2 separate regions of the Homo sapiens genome follow, and region 1 is linked to region 2. Evidence: read pairs that join two places in POLR2A ChIA-PET (ENCODE). Cell type or tissue: MCF 10A. All regions are shown on one strand. Links, peaks and the distances in the headings refer to the core of each region. The heading gives the core; the rest is flanking DNA. Region 1 overlaps ANKRD31 (ankyrin repeat domain 31). Region 2 overlaps ANKRD31 (ankyrin repeat domain 31).

Region 1 (11,984 bases), core at 1,698-9,697, 62 kb before region 2:
TCCAACAGAATACCCTTGGTTCAAGACCATTTAGTGGTCAATTACTGATTGGTTAGAGGTTGTGTTTAACCTTCCTGAATCAGAAAGATTTTTACATTTTACTGTTGGATCTGGTGTGGCTTATAGACTATGTTCATTCTTCAGGGAGTTTTGAGTTTGGCCTACATTTAGCCAGGGACCAGTAACTCAGAAGTTTCTTCTCTAGCATCTCCTCAAAGGACATTGCCTTGGATATACACAACATTCTTCTGGGCCACCAAGATGGACTATAGTTTTAGCCAGGCTCTCTTTGACTATCTATTCGCTAATCTCCTAAGCTTCTGAGTAGTCTGCCTCTATTATATCACAGCCATCTGTTACTCTTCACTCATTGCTAACTCTCTGTTCTTGGTGTTTTCTTTTCTTTTGAAGGGTAGCATACATTTGCAGGTGAGTAGTTTCATTAACCTATTTACTGTCTCTAAAATCTTGGCAGTTCTTCATTTCATTCTCTCTCTTTCAGTCTAAGATGCAGTGTTTCTGCAGACAGAGCATTTTCAAAAAACCTTGTGAGTTTACCGTGTGTCACAGGGATTCATGCCATTAGACAACAGGGTCTTTCATAGATCAGGGATTCATGCCACTAGACAACAGGATCTTTCACAGATATTTCCACAGGCCCACCTATATTTCTGGCTTCTGCTAAGATGGTTGAATGGGTCCATGAGTCACATTCCTACTCTCTTCAGCATTAACAAAGGTTTTCCAGCTATGCCCTTGGCCTTCTCTACAAAGCACACTTTTCTTACAGGAATCTCCAACTTTTACCATCTTTTCCAATCTTGATGGACAGAATTTCCCAAATCATCAAGTTCTGGTTCCTTTTTGCCTAACAGTTCTTTCTTCAATTTATCTTTTTCTCCTCACATTTTACTATAATCCCCAAGAAGAAACCAGGTTGCACTCTCAGTGCTTAACTTGGAAATCACCTCAGCCAAACCTCTAAGTTTAGCATTTATAAGTTCTGCTTTCACACAACTTGCAGGACAAATCTAGGCTTTCTGGTACTGTATAGCAAGGAACGCCTTTCCTCCAGCTTCTAAAAACTTGTTCTATATTTCCTTCTGAGCCCTTGCAAATAATGCCTTTAATGCTCATTTTTTCACCAACATTGTGTTCATGATGATATATGCATTATCTAAGATGATACAGGTTCTCTCTAATATGCTCCTCCTAAGCCCTCCCTGGTAGGATCTTTAACATCCACATTTCTACCAGATGTCTGTTCAAGACAATCCAGGCTTTCCAGTTCCAAAGCCACGTCTACATTTTTAGGTATTTGTTACAATAGCACCCCACTTTCTGGTACCCAAATCTGTATAGGTTTCCTATGACAGCTATAACCCAGCACAAACTGGGTGGCTTAAAGCAACAGAAATTTATTCTCTCACAGCTCTACAGACTAGAAGTCCAAAATCAGAATCACTGGGCTAAAATCAAGATATCAGTGGGGCTTGACTCCCTCCAGAGGCTGTAGAGGATAATCTGTTACTTGCCTCTTTCAGCTTCCAGTGGCTGCCAGCCTTCCTTGATTTTGACTGCATCACTTCAACCTCTCCCTTGACTTTACCTCAGCTTTTCCTCTGTGTGTGCATGTGAAATCCTGCTCAGCCTCTTTCTTAAGGATGCTTGTGATGGTATTTAAGGCTCACTGAGATAATTGAAGATAAGCCACTAATCTCAAAATCCTTAACTTAATCATATTTGCAAAGGTCTTTTTTCCAAATAAAGTTGACATTTACAAGTTCTAGAGATGAAGACATGGATATCTTTTGGTGAGGGTGGATGAGGGGGCATTTTCAGCCTACCACGATAAGTGCGGAGGAACTTTGACTTTCCACTTAATACCTTTCTGTAATTTTTAACTTTTTTTGCAATGTGCAAATATTGCTTTTATGATTTTAAACATGAATTAACATTAATACACCAGAAGGACATGCACACATACATACACACACATCTCAGAGTACAAAGTGATTAAAAAGTAGTTTCAAAAGAGATGTGGTATACCCAAGACCACCTAGTTATTATCTCAAAAGAGAGATATATATCTTCTTTAAAAGCCTGGCACAGTGGCCAGGCACAGTGGCTCACACCTGTAATCTCAACACTTTGGGAGGCCGAGGTGAGTGGATCTCTTGAGGTTAGAAGTTCAAGACCAGCCTGGCCAACAAGGCGAAACCCCATCTCTACTAAAAATATAAAAATTAGCCAGGCGTGGTGATGCACACCTTTTCCCAGCTACCTGGGAGGCTGAGGCACAAGAATTGATTGAACCCGGGAGGCAGAGGTTGCAGTGAGCTAAGATCATGCCACTGCACTCCAGCCTGGGCAACAAGCAAGACTCTGTCTCAAAAAAAAAAAAGGCTGACATAATGTAAATTTGTGATAATCATTTTATTATAGGAAGATGAGGAAAGTGTACCTGCTGTGTCTGTGAATGGCACAAACTAGATAATATCAAAGGTAAGAGAGAAAGATTCAAACTACTTTAGTAGGCTAGGATGCTTTCTTATAAAAGGAAATATATATACGCTTTTAATTTTTAGGTACATACACTGGATAGAAATTTATATCCTTCCTCTCATTCCATACATTAACATGGAAATTTAGGCTTCTTTTAGTATAATGTTACTTAAAGCCTACTCACCATATCCTTCCTGCCCTACATTCATTCTTTTACTAAACAATACTTTTTAGTATTTACTTCACGTAAGATACTAAGATAGTCTCTGGGAATATGAAGACATATATCTGTAGTAAAAGCTTCGAAGCAACTTAAACATTCATTAATAGGGTACTGGTGAAATAAATTATAGTATGTTCACATAGTAAACTATTGCTTAGCTGCTGAAAAGAATGAGGAAGTGTAGTCTACACTGATATGGAACAGTTTCCAAGGACTTGTTAGGAGGGTGGAGGAAACAAGGCAAAATACAGAGTGTATATAATATATGACCATTTGTGTAAGAAAATATGTATACATACATATTATGTATATATACATACATACATACCTATTGGACTAGACTATTGCTGGAAAAATTCCAAATAAATTAACCACGGCTGACTCAGGAAAAAATAATAGAACAGGGGTAGAGGAGGGAAACTTATTTTGCATTGTATTTTTGTCTGAGCCTTCTGTATTTTGAACCATATTCATTAATTTCCTGTTGAAAAATAATAAATTATTTAAGAAAAAGATAGTCCCACCCTCAAGAAAGTTAGAGTACACTAGGAGAGACTGATATGAAAGAAATAAGTATAATATGGAGTATATTGGGCAGTAATATGTGTGTGAAAAGAAGGAGAAGTCGTTTTTCTCTGGGCAGCAGTGGATGGTGAGGCATTGGGGGAGCTCAGGGAGAGCTGTATAGAGGAGGTTGTTTGAGAAGTAGTAACAGTAGTAATAGATTGACCACTTTTTCACCAACAGTCTGAGGAGGAGCAGCGGCAGCACAGGTATAGACGGAAGACATAATTATCTCCTGGAACCTGTTAAAATTATATTTACTACTACAGAACCCAGTCCTAATTCTTGGTGTATTTGCTAACTTCATTTCACTAGCAGCTGAGCCACTGATGTTTCTACCTCAGCCTTTCTTGCCTCCTGCCTTTCTGCCTGCCTGCTTTCCCACCTTCCATCCCCCTTACCTCCTTCTCCCTTTCTTTTCTTCCCTCCTTCTTTCTTTTTCTCTTTCTCCCTTTCATTCTTCCTTTAGTCTTTTTTAATGATAAGAAACTCATGTATCAACAAATTAAAATTCAGTAGCAACTACATTAATTCTTTTTTTATTGGACAAGGATTTATAGATAAATCCAAACAGTATTTTCAAAAGAGATATTTGATGTTACTTAGAGTAGTCTGCTAGCACACATTCACAGTAATACACCCTCAATCTGGGTTCCCTTACATAAATAACCTTTTTCTAGGTGGCAGAGTTACTTCTTCTGAATGGAGCTGATCCATTATTTAGAAATGATGATGGAAAATGTGCTTTGGATGAGGCCAAGGATTTATGTATGAAGCGTCTCCTTGAGAGATATATCCCTAAACATCAAAAATGCCTTACATCAGGTAAGATTAAACTGCCCTGTAATAGCTATTTGTCACATCAGTGAAGTTACAGAAATTTAATTTAGAATTAAAGAAATTAAATTTATTTTTCTCATGAGTGTTGAGAAAATCCATCCAATAGTGTCTTTTCTTCATTCTGTTAATAAATCACACTGACTTGTTTGCAAATGCACATAGGACTCTAAAAGAAAAAAGAAAGGTAATACTTTTCTGCAGGTTGTACATTGCAAAGAGTTAAGAAACCTTTTATAAATTTGTTTCTTTTCCCCAAAATCCTTTGACTAAATAACATGATATGATCCCCTTTGGTTATATCCTTTTCAGTGAAAATGGCCAGGATTATTTATATTCATTCCCTAAGAATATTTTCTTATGGCTATACTTTTTCCCTCTCATCCACTGCTCTATTAAATTGAACAACAAAAGAACTTGATCTATAGTTTTCAATAAAAAATTATGTAAACATAATTTAAATACATGACATACTCTTTATACTCTCTAATACATTTGTTAGATTTTTTGGTAACAACTCTACATTCATCTGCTCAGGACTCTGCAATGGCTCTCCCTTTAATCTAGAAGAAAAGCCAGTATCCTTACAATAGCCTAGAAGTTCCTGTTATCAGCTGGCCACCCTACTGGTTAACCCCTTTTACCAGTACTTTCTACCACCATTACTCAACTTCAGTCATGCTGGCCTCCTTGCTTTTCCTCAGATATGCCTCCCCAAGTCTTAGTTCAAATGTCACCTTCTCAACGAGGCCTAGACCACCCTACTTAATACTGCAACTGCCCCCTTCTTACCTTCACTATATTAGTTATCTATCAGTATGTAACAACGAATCCTAATACTTAGCAGCTTAAAACAACAAACATGTTTTATCTCACACAGCTTCAGAGGGTCAGGATTCTGGGAGCAGTTTAACTGAGTGGTTCTAGATGAGAGTCACAGGTTGTAGTCATCTCAAGTTGCAACTAGGACAGGAAGATCCACTTTCAAATTCACAAATGATTGTTGGCAAAACTCAGATCATTGCTGGTTGTTGGCTGAAGGCTTTAGCTACTTGCCACATTAGCTTCTCCATAAGGCTGCTGACAACCTGGCAGCTATCTCAGAGCAGGTGACCTAAGAGGAAGAGAATGTACCTTAGACAAAAGCCAGTCTTTTCATAACCTAATCTTAAAAGTGATATGTCATCACTTTTGCCATATTCTGTTTGTTAGAAGTGAGTCACTGAGTCTGGCCCACACTCAAAGGTAGCAGAATTAAGCTCCACCTCTTAATATACATGGATATATTAAAAATATATCCATAGATTCACAAAAATCTATGCATATATTTTTAGAATCATTATACTCACTCTATTCCCTCTAACCCTGCTCTGCTTAGACATTCCCCATAGCACTTATTACCTAACACATTAGACAGTTGACTTATTTTTTATTTTCTGTCTTTTTCCTCCAGAATCTAAGCTCCATGAAGGAAAAGATCTTTGTTTTGTCTACTGATTAATATTAAAGTGACTTGTACGTAGTAGGCATTCAGCAAATATTTATTGAATAAATATTGTCAGTCCTCTGAAACAAAAACAAAAACAAATTCTTTCCATTCAAGAGATCCATATGTGCTTCATTCCCATTTATTAAACTGTATTTTAATGAAAAAAAATCCCCAACAGATATTTTCTCCCAAAGGCTTTTATATATTATTACCTTTAACAACAAAGGCTTCCACCTTTGCAGTTCCCCCTTTGTGTGCAGGAAAGTTTAATCTGAAAATCCTTCTCACCATGAAGTGAGTGGGCCTCCCTACATGTCCTGTAGTTCTCCCTTAATAGAACAAAACTTAGGCTGGCGGTGGAAACCTATCCTCTGCTAAAGCTCTGTGTCTTCCTGGGGACAAATAATACAGCTGTGGCTGTTGTCACTTCTTTGATACAAATATAAATTCAAAGTTCTTTGGTGGCAAGTAATCAACTTAAGGCTGAAAAGGGAGTTTCTTGACAGAACAACTCAAGAATTGAAGGAAAAGCTGAAGATCCAGACCTTGGAAAGGTCAAGAATAAAAGCAGCTCCAGGGATCTAGGCAGCAGGAACCAATGGTATCTCTCTTCAGAGAGCTGCCTATGAGGTTATGTGCTGGGCAGGCAAAACAACAGATGCTCTCTAACCCACCTCCACTGGAATTTATTTTCTATGAAGAGTCATTCATTCATTCATTCATTGTATCAGGGTTGCTATGTATCAAACACTAAATAGTGCCAAAGCCTGATAATACAAGATGAATAAGAAACAGGGATAGCCAGCAATTACGATGAAGAATGTGACAAAAGAATGCTCAGGCCCTATGAGAGTACATAAAAAAGACACATAACCCAGGCTCCTTCATGTCCAGGAGGATAACAGGACAGATATTACATATCTATCTTGGTTAATGATTAAGTGTCAACACAAACCCTTTGATAAGTCTATTAGAAAAGATCTTTTCCCGATCTAAATGGTTTTAAATGAAATTTAAAGTACATCTCTGTATTAGTTTGTTCTCATGCTGCTAATAGACATACCTGAGACTGGGTAACTTATAAAGGAAAGAGATTTAATTGACTCACAGTTCTGCAGGACTAGGGAGGCCTAAGGAAACTTACAATCATGGTGGAAGTGAAACAAACACGTCCTTCTTCACATGGCAGCAGCAAGGAGAAGTGCAGGGGAACAGCCCTTTATAAAACCATCAGATATTGTGAGACTTATTCACTATCAGGAGAACAGCATGAGAAAAACCTGCCCCCATGATTCAATTACCTCCCGCTGGGTTCCTCCCATGACACATGGGGATTATGGGAGATACAATTCAAGATAAGATTTGGAAGGGGACACAGCCAAACCATATCAATCTCCTTCCCAGCTGGGTTCTATTTAATATAAAACAGTTCTTCCAATTATTGTTAGGTGTGTCTGTTATTGAAAATTAGGTACAGTTGAGCAATCTAACAACCAGTCGTGAGAGTAGTTTTTCTTTAGGGTTAGTGGATCTATTTTATTATTTTATGGATACTTATTTTATAAATCATATACTTGATCAAGAAATGCAGTTGTCTGAATGCTATTGACAAGAACTAAGTCCTGGATCAAAATATTCTACTTTTATAGTAAAGAGAAAACTTCATTGATAATTGAAGGCTACCAGGAGGTAATTAATTAATGGTTCATTAGAGCAAAAAACTTCCTTCCAAGTAGCCAAATTGCATGAGAAGTGAGACAGACAGTAACTTGTTGAAGCCAGGTCTATACAAGCACATTAAGATAAATTATTAAAACAATCGTATTAACATTTTAAACTATATGGAAAATTGCAAATAAAATTCAGTTGGAGGCAAAAGTATATTTTTAAATTATTGCTTTGATAATCTGCTTAACTGCTTGACTTCTCTATTTTAAATAATTACAACATGCATTGTTTTGCTCTTCTGGGAATGCTTCCTACAGCATTCTAGTCTTTTCTCCAAATCCAGAATACCCTCTTCACCAGTGCCCACTTTAATCTATTCCTACCCAATGAAATTTCTTTCATGTAAAGGAATCCCAAACATTTCTCCATAGGACTAAGCTCCCACTCTTCCTTTGTGAGAGAATTTACTAAGATGGGTTGTGTTATCATGCTTCACCAGATGGTTTGAATATTTCTTAAGTTTAAACTTTCAAATTCCATGATTAATTATCAGCCTACTTTTCAATATGAATGCAAAATTAGGTTACTTAAGTAAAGAATATTTGTATGTAAATAGAGAATATTATTTCACTTAAATAAATAAAAACAGAGTATTCATTTTTAAGTTCCAGATGAAGAACTTTCAAGTATGGGAATGATGAATAAAGAACTTTCCTCATATAAAATATATTTGCTGCTTTTCTAGCTTAAAGTAAAATATATCTACTTTGATGTAGGACAAGGGTTCAGTCCTAACTTTATAGCCTCATAGGCTATAAAGCTTATAGGGTAAATTAACATTCCTAATTTTCTTATCTGTAAACTTGGGTTTATAATATCTCTGCATCTACCTGTATACCTATGGGATTGTTAATGTGAGGACTGAAGTTAATATATGTAAATATCTCAACACAGTACCCGGTACATTATGGGAACTCAGAGTGGCAGAGGGAAAATAATATAGCTATATCACTAAATATCACCACCTCAGAATTTATACCTGGGTATTAAGTTGGTTGTATTAGGGAATGTAAAGTCTTAAAACTCAGAGAAAATAAAGCCCTGTTCTTCCTTCCAGATTCTCTTAGGAACCATGTCCCTTGCAGGGTGGTTTCTGGAAAATACGATTTTTCTACTCTTTTATTTAAGATCAAAGGTTTGGAGAAGGTATAGTGTCCTTTTGCTCTTAGAAAATAATAATAACAATAATAATGGAGCACTTTCTCTATACCTAGGATTCATGTAAACACTTTACATGGATTATATAATTCAATCTTCACCATTCTGTGAGGTTGAAACTATTATTAGCTTTCATTTATGGGCATTTTATGGAGGCAGAGACATTAAGAAATTTGCTCAAGGTCAGCCAGCTGCTAAGCAGATGAGAATCAAGACTGAAACTCTGGATTGAGTCCCCAGAGACGGTGCTCCAAAGGAATAGCACCTTTTTGCTTGGTAAAAGGACATTATGTTTGACTTTTTCACCTGTATAATGTGAATGAATCAATGTCATACTTCATTATGCAGCTCATAATTTGATTGCTATCATGAAAGTTATCCCCAAGAAATAAATTAAATTGCTCTGTTTTTGAATTACATCCTCATTAAAATATTTTACATTTCTAGCTTATATTTAGGGAAATTTGTGTTATGTATCACATACAAGATGTTCATTCATTTATTCCTTCCTCTGTCAAATATTCTTTGAATATTTCCTGTGTGTAAGCCATTGTTCCTAGGTTTTTATCTTTTGTAGCCAAATGCATATATAGTTAACTTTAATGCTACTTTTATTACATAAAGGAGGCTATGAAGAGACACTAAAATACATTCCTTTTATTATCAACTCAGGCTTTTTAAAAATAATCTTTTTCCCCCTGTGCATTCACAAGACGGTTGGCCTTTTCCATCTGTGTATGTTTTACTTTAAAGAGAATGCAGCATTCAATTAGGACCTTATTAAGCAGGCATATTAGGAGATGATAATCTAATTAATTATAAAATAATTTTTCACCTTATAAAAGTAGCTTGCACACAGTTACATAATCTATTGAATAAAAAGGTCATATCTGGATATATCTGTGGGGAAAATAAATACTGAGTTTAGTGCCAATCTTTAGTATTAGTTATTCTGTTAGATCTGCTCTGCTTTCCCTATAGAAATATTTTAGCTCTCTTAAGATAGTATTTGATTTCTAATATGGAACTTATAGGAATGTTGTATGTGCCAATTTTAATATAAAATGTTTGCATAATTTCACTTATTCCACTTGGTTTTCTCGTGGCAAAGGACTGGTGGGTTTTAGAAGTCTAAAGTCTAAACACTAGAAGCTGTTTTCATTGATTTTCTCTTTTTGTTTACAGCTCAAAGGAGTAGCATTGACCCACTAGACATAGAGGATGTGTACCAACACAAGGTATATCTATGTTTAGTAATAAACATTTTTATAGGGATGTAACTTCTGGTTGTTTCATAGATTGTCAAAGGGAAGAGAAAGACTGCTGAAGCTTTAGTAATAATGACTTCACATTTGCTTTTAAGACACTAGAATAATTGCATGAGAATCAGAGGGTTCTGGGCTGTTAGTTTATGGCATATCTGGGCACGCTAATATATTGGTAACCATTTCCTTCCTCCTCCTCTTTATGGAGCTTAAGGTTTATCAACTATGTCTAATTTCCTGTGGCCTAAGCATAGTACAGGAAAGAGTCAAAGGTATTAGCCCATCCCTTCAAACTTTACATCGTGGGCAGTTACTCTTCATCTAGTACTTGAGTTGTGTGAATGAGAGGAAGCTGTGTTCCTGTTTTAATCTTAGCAGCCCATAATAATTTTTTCATACAGACCAGTTGAAGAGTATATCTGTCTTCCTGTTTTTAAGTCAATTTTTCTGCTTCCATCCCATAGTTCTCCCAGATACTAGAAGAAGAAACCCCTAATTCTAGCTCCACCTATATAACAATTGGGAGAGGAGAGTGTTTCTAAAGCATTTGTGTAAAGCTTCTTGTAAAGTTTATAGAGTCTGACTACTGGAATCTGCTTTCTTTGATTTTCTCTTGCTGTTTACAGCTCAAAGGAATAGCACCCATCCACTAGACACAAAAGATGTACACCAACACAGAGTTTCCTTGTAAAGGAAACTTTGATCTGATTAATTTAAAAGCATATAAAAATTAAGTAGATTAAAATTTATTATGTTTAATAAGATTAGTAGTGCTACAATACTGGCAAGAAGGAATTAAAATCTACAGTAGAAAGTAAAGATTAGTATACATACTGAGTCTAAATCTATTACATTTGCCTTTCTTCTATTAGTCTGCATTTCTGAAATATCAGGTTGGCTATATCCCAGCAGGATCTGTGGTTAGATTGAATTAGAAAATAATAGTTTGAATCAAATAATAGTTGATTTATCAATAATCCAGATTGAATTGATATAGTACTACCGCTGAAAATTAAAGCTAACTATGTATTTTTTTTCTATAGAAACCAAAGTTCAGTTCTAAAAGTCACATTTGGCATGTTTATAATGAAAATTCCAACAGACAGAAGCTGGAACATGTAAAAGTCAATAAAGGAAGCAAAGCGAGTTTATTTATAAATAAAGAAGATGTATATGAATATTACCAAAAAGATCCCAAAAACACAAAATTTGGTAAATCCAAGCATAAACAATCAACTCTTGACCAGATATACTCTACAGGACTCAGAAAGGGCAATCTCCATAACGTCAAAGATCCCAACACAAACGTACCAAAAGGTATAGGAAGAAGAAAAACACAACATAAAAGGACCCAAGTAGATGATGTAGACTGTAATCCAAGAAAGATACTAGCTGTCTCTCCTTCCAGGAGAATAAACAGATTGGTTACCTATCAGCAGCATATTCCAGAAACTCATAATGACCTTCCAGAAGAATTGTGTGAACCTTCCAGCTTAACTCTGTCAAGCCTGAGAAATGGATTAGATAGCAGTACTGAGGCTTGTTCAGTTTCCAAAGAGAAACACATCCAGAACCTGGATTTATCAGATAGTCAAGAAGTTCAATGCTTGGAATTAGAATCTGTTGACCAAACTGAAGCTGTTTCTTTCCCAGGGCTTTTATTACATAAAGAAATCAAGTTACCAGTTGTTACTACAGATAAGCAGCCTCACACTCTCCAGGAACAACACCATGTACTTTATAAATCTCATGAAAACAGTAACTTGGTCCCAAAAGATGAGAGATTTAACAAATGGGAAAATTCTTTCCTATCCTTTGTAAAGGAAAATTCTGATAATGATGATGATGATGATTGCTCTACCTCTGAGAAGGCTATAACATCTAAAAAGGTGTTGTGTTCTACAGGTGGCAAAAAACACTATAATTTTAAGGAGAATTTAACAAATAAAAAAGAAATGGGTTTCCAACAGTTTTTACTTTCTGAAGATCATCTTTCACAGGAAAATGAGTTAAAAGCAGTCAGCCTAACCACACTTCCAGAACAGGAAGCTGTTAATTTTTCTTATTCAGATAATGCAGTTATTTCTGAACATGTTGCAAATTATGAACAATGCATATTTGGACCTTCTTTTGATCACTCAAATGGCAATCCTGAGCAAAATTCCCTGGCTTGTATGAGAACACTTTTGACACATGAGGCTTCAAAGTTGACTAA
Region 2 (11,984 bases), core at 2,017-10,016:
GTGGCACTATTCACAATAGCAAAGACTTGGAACTAACCCAAATGTCCATCAATGATAGACTGGATTAAGAAAATATGGCACATATATACCATGGAATACTATGCAGCCATAAAAAAGATGAGTTCATGTCCTTTGTAGGGACATGGATGAAGCTGTATACCATCATTCTCAGCAAATTATCGCAAGGACAGAAAACCGAACGCTGCATGTTCTCACTCATAGGTGGGAATTGAACAGTGAGAACACTTGAACACAGAGTGGGGAAAATCACACTGGGGCCTGTCATGGGGTGGGGGTGGGGGAAGGGATAGCATTAGGAGATATACCTAATGTAAATGACGAGTTAATGGGTGCAGCACACCAACATGGCACATGTATACATATGTAACGAAACTGCACGTTGTGCACAGGTACCCTAGAACTTAAAGTATAATAAAAAAAAAATTTTTTTAAAGGTGGATTAAAGACTTAAATATAAAAACCCTAGAAGAAAATCTAGGCAATACCACTTGGGGCATAGGCACAGGTAAAGATTTCATGATGAAATCGCCACAAGCAATTGCAACAAAAGCAAAAATTGACAAATGGGATCTAATTAAACTAAAGAGCTTCTGCACAGCAAAAGAAACTATCATTAGAGCGAACAGGCAACCTACAGAACGGGAGAAAAATTTTGCAATCTATCCACCTGACAAAGGTCTAATCCAGAATCTACAAGGAACTTAAACAAATCCTCAAGAAAAAAAACAAATGATCCCATTAAAAAGTGAGCAAAGGACATGGACACTTCTCAAAAGAAGACATTCATGTGGCCAACAAACACACCAAAAAAAGCTCAACATCACTGATCATTAGAGAAATGCAAGTCAAAACCACAATGAGATACCATCTCATTTCAGTCAGAATGACGATTATTAAAGTCAAGAAATAACAGATGCTGGCGAGGTTGCAGAGAAATAGGAATGCTTTTACACTGTTGGTGGGAATGTAAATTATTTCAGTTCTTTAAAAATTTTTAGGCTTATTTTATGGCTTAGCTCATATCCTGAAGAATGTTCCCTGTGCAATTGAGAAGAATATGTATTTTCCTGTTGTTAGGTGAAGTTTTCTATAGACGCCTGTTAAGTCTAATTGGTTTATAGTGCCTTGTTAAAGTCTTCTTTTTCCTCACTGATCTTCTGCCTGTTTGATCTATATAGTAGTGCCCCCTTATATGCAGGAGCTATGTTCCAAGAACCCTAGGGGAAGCCTGAAACCACAGATAGTCCCGAACCCTGTATATACTGTTTTTTTTCTATATATACATACCCATGATAAAGTTTAATTTATAAATTAGGCACAGATTAACAATAATAATAAAAGAAATGATTATAACAGTATGCCAGCATCACTACTCTTTTGCTTTGGGATGTTATTAAATAAAGATTACTCAAACCCAAGCCTTGCAATCTGATAACCTAGATTTCTACCAAGTGACTGATGGGCAGGTAGCATATGCAGTGTGATTACTCTTGACAAAAGGATGATTCACATCCTGGGCAGGATAGAGTGGGACAGTGTGAGATTTCATCACACTCCTCAGAACATTGTGCAATTTAAAACTTGTGAATTGTTTATTTCAGGACTTTTTTTTTTTTGAGACGGAGTCTCGCTCTGTGGCCCAGACTGGAGTGCAGTAGTCTGATCTCCACTCACTGCAAGCTCTGCCTGCCGGGTTCATGCCATTCTCCTGCCTCAGCCTCCTGAGTAGCTGGGACTACAGGCATCCGCCACCACACCTGGATAATTTTTTTTTTTGTATTTTTAGTAGAGACAGGGTTTCACTGTGTTAGCCAGGATGGTCTTGATCTCTTGACCTTGTGATCCACCTGCCTCAGCCTCCCAAAGTGCTGGGATTACAGGCATGAGCCACCATGCCCGGCCAAGAATTTTTTATTTAATATTTTCCAACCACTGTTGACCATGGAAAATGAAATTACAGATAAGGGGACTACCATACGTTATTGAAAGTGGGATATTGAAGTATTTTACTGTTGAACTATTTCTCCCTTCATTTCTGTTAATTTTTATTTCATGTATTTTCATGCTGTTTTGTGTTTTAAGTGCATATATGTTTATAATTGTTATATCTTCCTGATGCATCAAGCCTCTTAGCATTATAAAATGTCCCCCATCATCTCTTGTAACAATTTCTCTTTTAAGATCTAGTTTGTTTGATATTGTATAGCCATTCCAGCTTTCTTGTGGTTGCGGTTTATATGATATACTTTTTCTGTCCTCTTACTTTAAATTTACTTGTCTCTTTGAATCTAAAATCTGTCTCCTATATGCATTATATAGTTGGGTCTTATTTTTTTTAGTCCAGTCTGATAATCTCTGCCTTTTGACTAGGTTGACTAACCCATTGACATTTCATATTGTTATTAATATTGTTGGATTTATGTCTTCTATTTTATTTTTTGTTTCAATATACCTCATATCTTTTTGTTCCTCTATACTTCCTTTATTGCTTTCTTTTGCAATCGGTGAATATTTTCCAATGTAGAATTCTAATTTCTTTAATGACTTTTCATCATATTTTTTGAGTTGTGCTTGCAGTAGCTGCTCTAGGACTCAACATACATTTTCACTTATCAGAATCAGCTTCAGATTCATACTAACTTAATTCCAGTAAAATATAGAAATGTTACTTCTGTAGAGCATTATTCCTTTTCCTTTTTATGATATTATTGTTATACATATTATGTTTATAAATTTATAAACCCAACAATACGTTGATATAATTATTGCTTTGTAAAATTTTGTGACTTTTAAAGAAGCTGATGGAAGAAAGGAAAGCAATACATATTTATAGCTTTTGTTATACCTACCTTCTTATTTATCCTTTCTGGATTGTTACATTTATTTTTGTAGATTTGAGTTACCATGTGGAGTCATTTCCTTAGCCCAATAAAGCTTTGCTCCCACCTACCTCTTTTGTGCTACTGTTGGCAAATATATTACATTTCTATAAGTTATAGGCCCAGCACTAACTTCTGTATCTATTGTTTTTTATAATTGCTTTTCAAAATCTGTTGAGACAAAAAGAGAAGAAATATGCATTTATACTGTCTTTTATAATACATAATTACCTTTACTGGTACTGTATGTTTTTTCATGTGGATTCATATTAGCCTATAGGGTCATTGGCTTTCAACCTGAAGAATTCCTTTATTATTTCTTGTAAGGCAGATCTCTTAGCAACCAATTTTCTCAGTCTCTCAGTTTTTGTTTATCTGGGAATGTCTTTATTTTGCCTTCATTTTTAAAAGATCGTTTTCCTAGATATAGGATTCTTAGTTAATAGTTTTTTCTTTGTACACTTTGAATATGTCATTCCACTGCCTCTGGCCTCCATTGTTTGATAATAACACAGCTGTTAATCTTCTTGAGTTTCCCTTGTAAATGATGAGTTATTTTTCTCCTGCTGCTTTTAATATTTTCTCCTTGTCTTATGACTTTTGATATTTTTACTATGTGTCTGTGGATCTCTGCATTTATCCTACTTGAGTCATTGAGCCTCCTGAATGTGTAGATTAATGCTTTTCAGTAAGTTTGGTAAGTTTTTTTTGTTGTTGTTGTTGTTGTTGTGACACAGTTTTGGTCTTGTTGCCCAGGCTGGAGTGCAGTGGTGCAATCTCAGTTCACTGAAACCTCCACCTCCCAGGTTCAAGCGATTCTCCTGCCTCAGCCTCCCAAGTAGCTGGAATTACAGGAGCTTGCCACCATGCTCAGCTAATTTTTGTATTTTTAGTAGTGACAGGGGTTTCACCACGTTGGCCAGGCTGGTCTCAAACTCCCGACCTTAGGTGACCTGCCTGTCTCAGCCTCCCTAAGTGCTGGAATTGCAGGTGTGAGCCACCGTGCCCGGCCAGTTTGGGAAGTTTTTAGGCATATATTTCTTCAAATATTTTTTCTGCTTCTTTTTCCTCTCCTTCATTATGCATATATTGGTATGCTTAATGGTGTTCCATATTTCTCTGAGACATTTTCATTTTTATTCTCTTTTCTTTGTCTTGCATACTCTGTATCAATATCTTCAAGTTTACTAATTCTTTCTCTTGCCAGTTTAAATCTGTTGAGCCTCTTTGGTAAATGTTTTATTTCAGTTATTTTATTTTCCAACTCCATAACTTCTATTTGGTTCTTTTTAAATAAATTTTTCTTTTTTATTGATATTCTGTATTTGATGTGACCTTGTCATCATTCCTTACTTAATGTCTTTAATTATGGTTTTCTTTAGTTCCTTGAACATATTTATAATGGTTATTTTGAAGTCTTTGTTAAATCCAGTGTCTGGTCACTCTCACAGGCAGTTTCTCTTGTCTGTTTTTTTTCCCAGTGTGTGTGTCATACTTTGCTGTTTCTTTGTATGTCTCATAACTTTTTGTTGGAACTGGACATTTTAGACAATGCATTGTAGCAACTCTACCCCACCTTCTCTTGGACTTCTTATTGCTATTTGCTTGTTTGTTTAATTACTGGCTAGATTGTTTTAGTGAAGTCCCCACTTCAGTGCTAAACTTCCAATGTTGAGCCTCAGGGACTAAAGCCTTGGCCACCTCTTTCCCTGACCTCCCTGACCACCCATGGCTCTTAAGCTCCACTTACTGCCCATTGACTGTTTTATTGTTTTCAACAATGTCCTAGGGGGACAAATTGCTCTACAGACTAATCCAAGCAAAGGTGGGCTCCTTTGAAGGGATAGTTCCCAAGGTCAGTGTTTGAAGTTTATTATGAACCTAGGAAGGCTCCTGCCAGCTCTTTTCCCAGTTGTCTCTTACAAACTCGCCTGCCTACAGCTTAGCCTACATCTCAAATGAATCTACCAGTCTACTCACAATTGCCTTTTACCACAACTTCTACTATTTCTGATAGTGCCCTTGAGCTTGAACTTCTTCATGCTCTGTTGCAAATGAAGTTAGTTCCTTCGGGAGGAGATTAGGAGCTATCTGTTCTAAGCCTTGCTTCTCTTCTCAGGCAGAATCCCTGAGCCATGGCCCTGGAGCTGAGGGTGGGGCCAAAGGTGATTTTTCAAGTGATACTCTTGCTTTAGGAGCTGAGCATTCGGTGGAGGGGAGGCAGTAGCTTCATGTGTTTTCCGTTTGCCTCTCCCAATGTGAAACCACCACCTTACAAGCCAAGGCAAGGGTGATTGGGATCCCAGCATTCTCCGTGGTGCCGTGCCAAAGGTGGAGCCTCTGTCTCACCACTCAGAGCTGGGCAGGAGAAGGGAGCCTCTACCCTTTGGTTATAGCTGCTGGCAACTTAGCCTTAGCAACAGTAGCTGGGGGCAGGATGAGAAATGCTGAAGTTATGCCCCTCCCAGGAAGACAGCCCTGTAACAGGGAGCCCTGTAGTCTTGACTACAGCAATCTAGAGTGGAGTCTCCACTTCACAGAGCTGGGAGTGGGGAGGGAGGATGCAGTCTTGGTTCAAATACCATAGACTCTCACCTTTTTAATCTGATTTTTGTAGATTTTGTTGACTAGATGGTTCATCATTTGCTGCATGCCCTTATGACCATTTCTAGATACATTAAATTTATATACAAAAATACATCAGGTGTTAGGGTATATGTGGTCCCTGTTACTTTGTCATGGCCAGAAGCAAAAATTCACATATTTCAGCTATTTTTGACCTTAATTTCTGTTTTATTTTTCACTTCAGGAGACTACCCACAAAGCCAGTATTTTATTGAATGGTAAACTTAAGGTAGAAAGTGGTCAGATTTATAAAAACCCAGTCACCTGGCTCAAGGATCTTCTGGGAGGCAACAGTTATGTGACCTGGAATTATGCTTGGAGTAAGGTGGGTCATTCTTAAGTTTATCTTTAACTTCATATTCAAATGGAAAAGTACATATTTTTGTGATGAAAGTATTTTTTAAGGAAATCTGAAAGATCTCCAAGCTAGTTTTGTATTCATGTGTTCATTCTGTATATGCTGTATGCATATCATGCTACATGCATGTCACAGAATGAACACATCACTTTCTCCCACAAGTCCTATTTGCCAGAATTCCCCATGGGCATGGTTGCATAGCTGACTGCACCTTCCGTTTCTTACTCCTTATCTAGTCTCAGAACTTTTAATGCCTTTAATCTTCCCATTTGATCTCCCAAGGGATTTCAGGTCTTTGTATGGAAAATTTGGAACCACTGGTGTATTGGTAACTTAGTTAATATGTTATTATTCTAATGAAGTAAAGCAAAATCTCCTAAATACAAAAGAAATGGGCAAGAGGCCTAAGGCCCTCAGATATTATCATGTATTTTTATGTTTGAACATGTCCTTATCCATGAATTGCTAGCCCTTCAAAATGAATTACTTTCATTTAGACCTCCTAGACTTAGTAGCCTCCCTGTCAGTTCTGGCTTCTGAGTTATAAGCCCAGTAATGACTGATGTTCTTGAGGTCTAGTGTTCATCCACCTGCAGACTTCAGGGACAGTCTTAAAATTATTCTTCAGGAAAGTCTGAATCTTCAGACATCTGCCATGACTGTTTCGAAGACTAGAAGATACACTCAACCTCTACTATTACAGTAAACCTCAGTGTACCAGTAATAGGAAGCATAGCTTTCTCTCCTCTTTTTTGTTTAACCCAGGTCTGCCCACTCTCCCTCCCAGTCCCCTTTGTGCCCCTAAAGTCTATATTCTGTGTCCCAGATTCTGTGCCCCAACCCTGCATTCTGGTCTCCTAGACCTCGTTGGCAAGTGTATCTAGCACTGTTTCAGTTCCTTCACTTACATCAGCACATTCTGGATTCTATCTGCTATATGGTCTGTCTGACTTTTTCCCAAAGTTTGTTTTGGTTTCCCACTCCTGGAGTCACCAGGCCATCTGCTTTCAGTTCGTCTTAGCCCCTTTACCCTATCCTTTCCATGGATTCTTAATTCATATCTAAATGTTAGTAATTAGCATCTTGCCCATGAAAATCCCTTTTTGTTACAAGGTTTCTTACACTTATGATAGATTATACTGTTTTGCTGAAACTGAATCTTAGCTCACAGGACAGATAGCATACTGAATGCTGTAGCTTAGGTTCTTTTGAGCTCAACATGCCTGTGCTGCAGTGTGCCTGGTAATGACTCCATTTGCCCACTCTGTTTCTCCATTAGAACTACTGTTATTTCCTGCCTTTGAATAGCTGGCTGTAACATCATTTGGCCCTTACTCTGTACTAATGCCTCATTTACATATCTCATTGACTCTAGCATTTTCTCATAGCCATGTCAATTAGAGTTACACTGTTTAGCACCTATGTGATAGTGAAGCCACATGCAAATGTGGGCACTAAAAGTAGGGCAATTATCAGATATAAAATATTCCTACAGATTATCTAAACAGGCTTATTTTCTTTAGATTATCAAAAAAATGAAAACGGAGTTTTAAAAATTACTATGGGCACTGATGTACTTCTAGTAAATACCCCAAGCTGAGAAACATTACCCTAGTGATTTTCTTTACAATATTTAAAAGGCTCTTTTAAAGTCTTTTAAAGTTTACCACAGAAACCTCTGCCTCTTCTTGTCTTGGAGTAACTCCTGAATTCAGTCACTTCTTGAGGAAAGGAGCTTTTTGCTACATGGGTAAATGTGAACATTTCTACTGACTAGTTCTGAGAGTGGTGGGGGTGGTATGGGACCAGGAGTGGTTGGTGGTCAGGCAAGGAATGCCAGAAAACAAGGTATTGCCCTGTATCTGACAGAGTGACAGAGCCAGTAGGTGCAGAGATGACTCAAACTCCCAACCCAAGCAGTTGCTGAACAGCTTTGCCAAGGAAATCCTGATGCTTACTCAGAGAGGGCATCACTGACTTCTCTCCTGCAGCCTCCCAGCTGTTGGACAACATTCTGGTGTGGCCGAGTGATTTGTGGGTGGGAGGCAGCAGACCAAGCTAGTTCCTGGTTCCACTCTTTATAAGTTATATTATCTGGGCAATGGTTTTCGATCACATTGGAATCACTTGAGGGCCTTTAGAAACCACTAGTGCCTAGTAGACTCCAAGCCCATAACTTCTGATCTAATATCTAGGTGGGGATCAAGTGGCAATATTTGAAAAAGCATTCCAGGCAATTCTAATGTGCAGCCTCAGTAAGAATGATTAATCTAGGTCAAGCCATTTCACCTTTCTGAACTTCAGCTTTCTTATGTATAAAATAAGTAGTGCTAGGTGATATCTAAAGACCCTTCCAACGTAGCGATTGTGGAGCTTGAATAGCACTGTTTGATTTATAAAGCAGTTTTACGCAACAACTTTATCAGGCAGGAAGATCAACTATTATTTCTGTTCATGGATATGAAAACAAAGGTTTGGGAAGTTAAGTGACCTGATTTAGCCTCAAGGCCAGCCAGAACCAGGACTAGAACCTGATCTTCTGATTCCCTGTACATTCTTTTCTGTATTTATGAAGGCACAAGAGAGGCACACGTTCCTTTCATTAGAAACAGGTTGCTCTGAACTCAAAAGAGCACACAGTACAATCTAGCCACCTTTATGAATGTATGCAAAGCCTTAGTCATGTGCAGCAACTATTGCCCACTTCCACAGGAAAAATGCCTTTCTGTGATACAGTTGCAGGATGAAAATCATAAGAATCATAAGAATGGAAATGATGGTTTATTTTTGTAAATACTCAACAGTGAATTACTGCAGATGAAAAGTAGGCTGCTATTTTAGGCAGTGCTTCAAGGAACACTAGACAGATCTCTTCTGCAAACATACTTCCCATCCGGATGCCTCCCTGAATTTCCATCCTTATTTCCACCCTTTCCATTCCTTTGGATTTAGTGATCACTTTTTTCTGTGGTTCCCCTCACCCCCCACACATACTTTTCAAGAACAACTCCTCTCACCATCATGATTAGGAATATCAAGATATGGAAAGGTTGGGGTGGGAGCATAGAAACTGATGGAAATTGTTCATCTCGACAGACAGCCTTATTCTGTCAATTACTCACACTCTCAATGTGTCCTAAACCTCCTATGAACCTAGCTTCTACTCAGCTACATTTTAGAACAGAAAGAAGAGGAAGGAGATGGTTAGATATGTGATCTCTTTTAAAATACAAATATCCAGGAGTTTTGGATCCTGAAAATAGAAATAATGTGAAGGGCTTTCTCTTGCGTCTAGCTACATAGAGTGTTGGGAGTATGAAAAAAGAGTCTGGAATGGGGAGGTTGGTACCATGAAGGTGAGCTTTACCTGCATCATCATTTCCATAGAAACAGCTCTTCCAAGGCAGTTTTTGCACTTTGAAACTACTTTCTGTCTTATATTATGAATTCCTAAAGAAATATTTTATTTGAGAAATATTTTTATTTTCTTAGCCACAATGTATTTTGTGTTACAATGAATTTAAAAGAAAACCTACAGTTTTTTATTGGTTTCTTTGCTTTTTCCACCCTGAGATAAAAAGCAATTATTCTTTCTTCCTTCTACTCCTCTTGGAGCAGTGAAACTTTGTAAGATTGACTTCTTAAAACTTGCAATGGAATAAAAGTAGTTATTTGATCATCCATGAACAGATTTCTTTTCTTTCTTTTTTTTTTTCTTTTTGAGCCAGAGTCTCGCTGTCTTGCCCAGGCCGGAGTGCAGTGGCCTGATCTCAGCTCGCTGCAGCGTCTGCCTCATAGGTTCAAGTGATTCTCTTGCCTCAGCCTCACAAGTAGCTGGGACTACAGGCATGCACCACCATGCCTGGCTAATTTTTGTATTTTTAGTAGAGACGGGGTTTCACCATGTTGACCAGGCTCAAACTCCTGACCTCAGGGGATCCCCCCACATCGGCCTCCCAAAGTGCTGGGGTTACAGGTATGAGTCACCATGCCTGGCCATCCACGAACAGATTTCTATTAGTCAATACCAACAAATGGTTTTTCTGAAGATATATGAAAAATGGGATGATACTTTCAAATAAAATGGAGTCCCAGAAGGGAAGTATATGCAAAGGTGGGTTATGTTTCATTCTTTTTTGATGCATATTATTACATAAGATGTACAGAAATATTTATTATGGCAATTAATAATGACAATACTGCACTTTATTTCTTCCAAAGACCTTACCAAAATAAAGTTAATTAATAATTTCACTTGGCTCATTAACTACATTTCCAGAATACTGGCTGGCTGAGTCATCTATTTTCCTCAAACATGCATGTGTGTGTGTATGCACATGCGTGCACACGTGCGCGTACACACACACATTCTACACTCCCTACTTTTTCCCTAGTATGATATTGGAGAATCAGCATAGACTAATTTCTAAGGAATAATGGAGTGTTGTAAGAGCTTCAGGGAAAGCATCAGTGGCCTTAGGACAAAACACCCCTCCAGTTCTACCTTTTAGCAAAGCAAGAACACAACAACCTACAGATATCCTCACCGAACATGCCTTACACTAAGCTCCATCTCTCTTACATGTTCTCATCTGGCATCCTATCAGCTGCCCTTCATCAAAATGGGTTTTGGACAGTGAAGTTGCTGAGATCACTGGAGGCTATGTTGTCCAAAAGCCTGAGAACTTAGCCTCCAGCTCTTCCTACCATGCCTCTGTCAGAGTAGGCATATGAGCTAGATTTGAATCCAGAGAAATTTAGTTCAGGATTCAGAGTTTGAGTCATACACAAATGTAATGACTGCCCTTATGCTTTAGCCAACTGGAGGTTTTTCATGACATTAATATGAAATGCACATTTTCTAGAAGTGATCTAGTGTCTGTTCATTCTGAGGTCTATTCATTAACCTGTTCAATAAATCACTCCTACCTAATGGAAAATAGATTTTTAACTCAGTGGATATTCTTAAAACTCTGTTCTTTGTCTGAATTACCTGCAGTGGAATATGTAAGTCACCTTATATTGCCCAGCACTAACTAATAAAAATATTTTTAAAGTCTGAGATATAGGTGAGAACATACTGAGCCTGCACTTTGATGGATTTATGAGATGTGTTGGACATTGTCAGGGCATAACACATACAAAATCTATTGTTTCCAATAACTGGTTGTTTGGAGAACTGACAAATGGCATTCAGGGGCCTCTCCTCTACTTTCTATGGCAAGTGAGAAGGGATTGACACATTGAGTAGGCCAGGTCTGTTCCATTTTCATTGCCAGGCTTTGTTTGGTCATAGGATTGAGTCCAAAGGGTATCTGTACCTTTAAGATCCCCTAGACCTTTCTCACTCTGTTCAATTTAACATTTATTGAGTACTCGGAATGTGCTAGACAGTATGCCAGATGCTTTTCATGCATTATCTCTTTTAATCCTCATAACAATTTAATAAGCTGGAGGCACTTTTTTTACAAACACAAATTGAGGCTTAGGGAATTTGAGAATCTTGCTTAAGAGTTGGGACTTCACAGCCAGGCACGGTGGCTCACACCTGTAATCCCAGCACTTTGGGAGGCCAAGGCAGGTGGATCATTTGAGGTCAGGAGTTCGAGACCACCCTGGCCAACATGGCAAAACCCTGTATCTACTAAAAATACAAAAATTAGCCAGGCGTGGTGGCGCACACTTGTAATTCCAGCTACTAGGGAGGCTAAGGCATGGGAGGCTGAGGCATGGGAGGCTGAGGCATGAGAATTGCTTGAACTCAGGAGGTGGAGGTTGCAGTGAGCCAAGATCATGCCAGTGTGCTGCTCCAGCCTGGGTGACAGAGTAAGACTCTCTCAAAAAAAAAAAATTAAAAGAAAAGAAAAGGAGCCGGGACTTCAGAGTCTTTTATCCAGTATCGTCAGGCACTCTGTGAACTGCTGAGGGTATTTGAATGAATATGATATAGACCTGTCCTCAAGGAGCTTATGGTTTAATAGAAACAGATGTATTAAAACATAATTTCATTTATATGAGGTAAGTACCATGACAGAAATATGAGTAAAGAAGCTTTGGGAACCTAGAGGAGGATCATTCCTTGAAACTAGAGGTTATAGGGA

The links. Peaks named below come from ENCODE experiments on the same cell type or tissue, not always from the same donor. Only the 100,000 strongest peaks of a DNase experiment are listed, where the experiment ranks them.
Region 1: POLR2A ChIA-PET joins it to region 2 with 5 read pairs; 2 of 35 experiments call an interaction of 5 or more read pairs at or near these places.

What each region holds. Positions count from the first base shown.
Region 1 is chr5:75,146,334-75,158,317 of GRCh38, reverse strand. It overlaps ANKRD31 (ankyrin repeat domain 31), which reads left to right. Exons shown (of 26, transcript NM_001372053.1): 12 at 3,973-4,117; 13 at 9,690-9,742; 14 at 10,813-11,984. Among named protein-coding and RNA genes, the nearest start is that of ANKRD31, 85 kb to the left of the region's middle. In MCF 10A, for the core only: no CTCF peak of the experiment used is centred there; a DNase peak (open chromatin) is centred at 5,277.
Region 2 is chr5:75,085,127-75,097,110 of GRCh38, reverse strand. It overlaps ANKRD31 (ankyrin repeat domain 31), which reads left to right. Exons shown (of 26, transcript NM_001372053.1): 23 at 5,710-5,850. Among named protein-coding and RNA genes, the nearest start is that of GCNT4, 39 kb to the right of the region's middle. In MCF 10A, for the core only: no CTCF peak of the experiment used is centred there; a DNase peak (open chromatin) is centred at 5,280.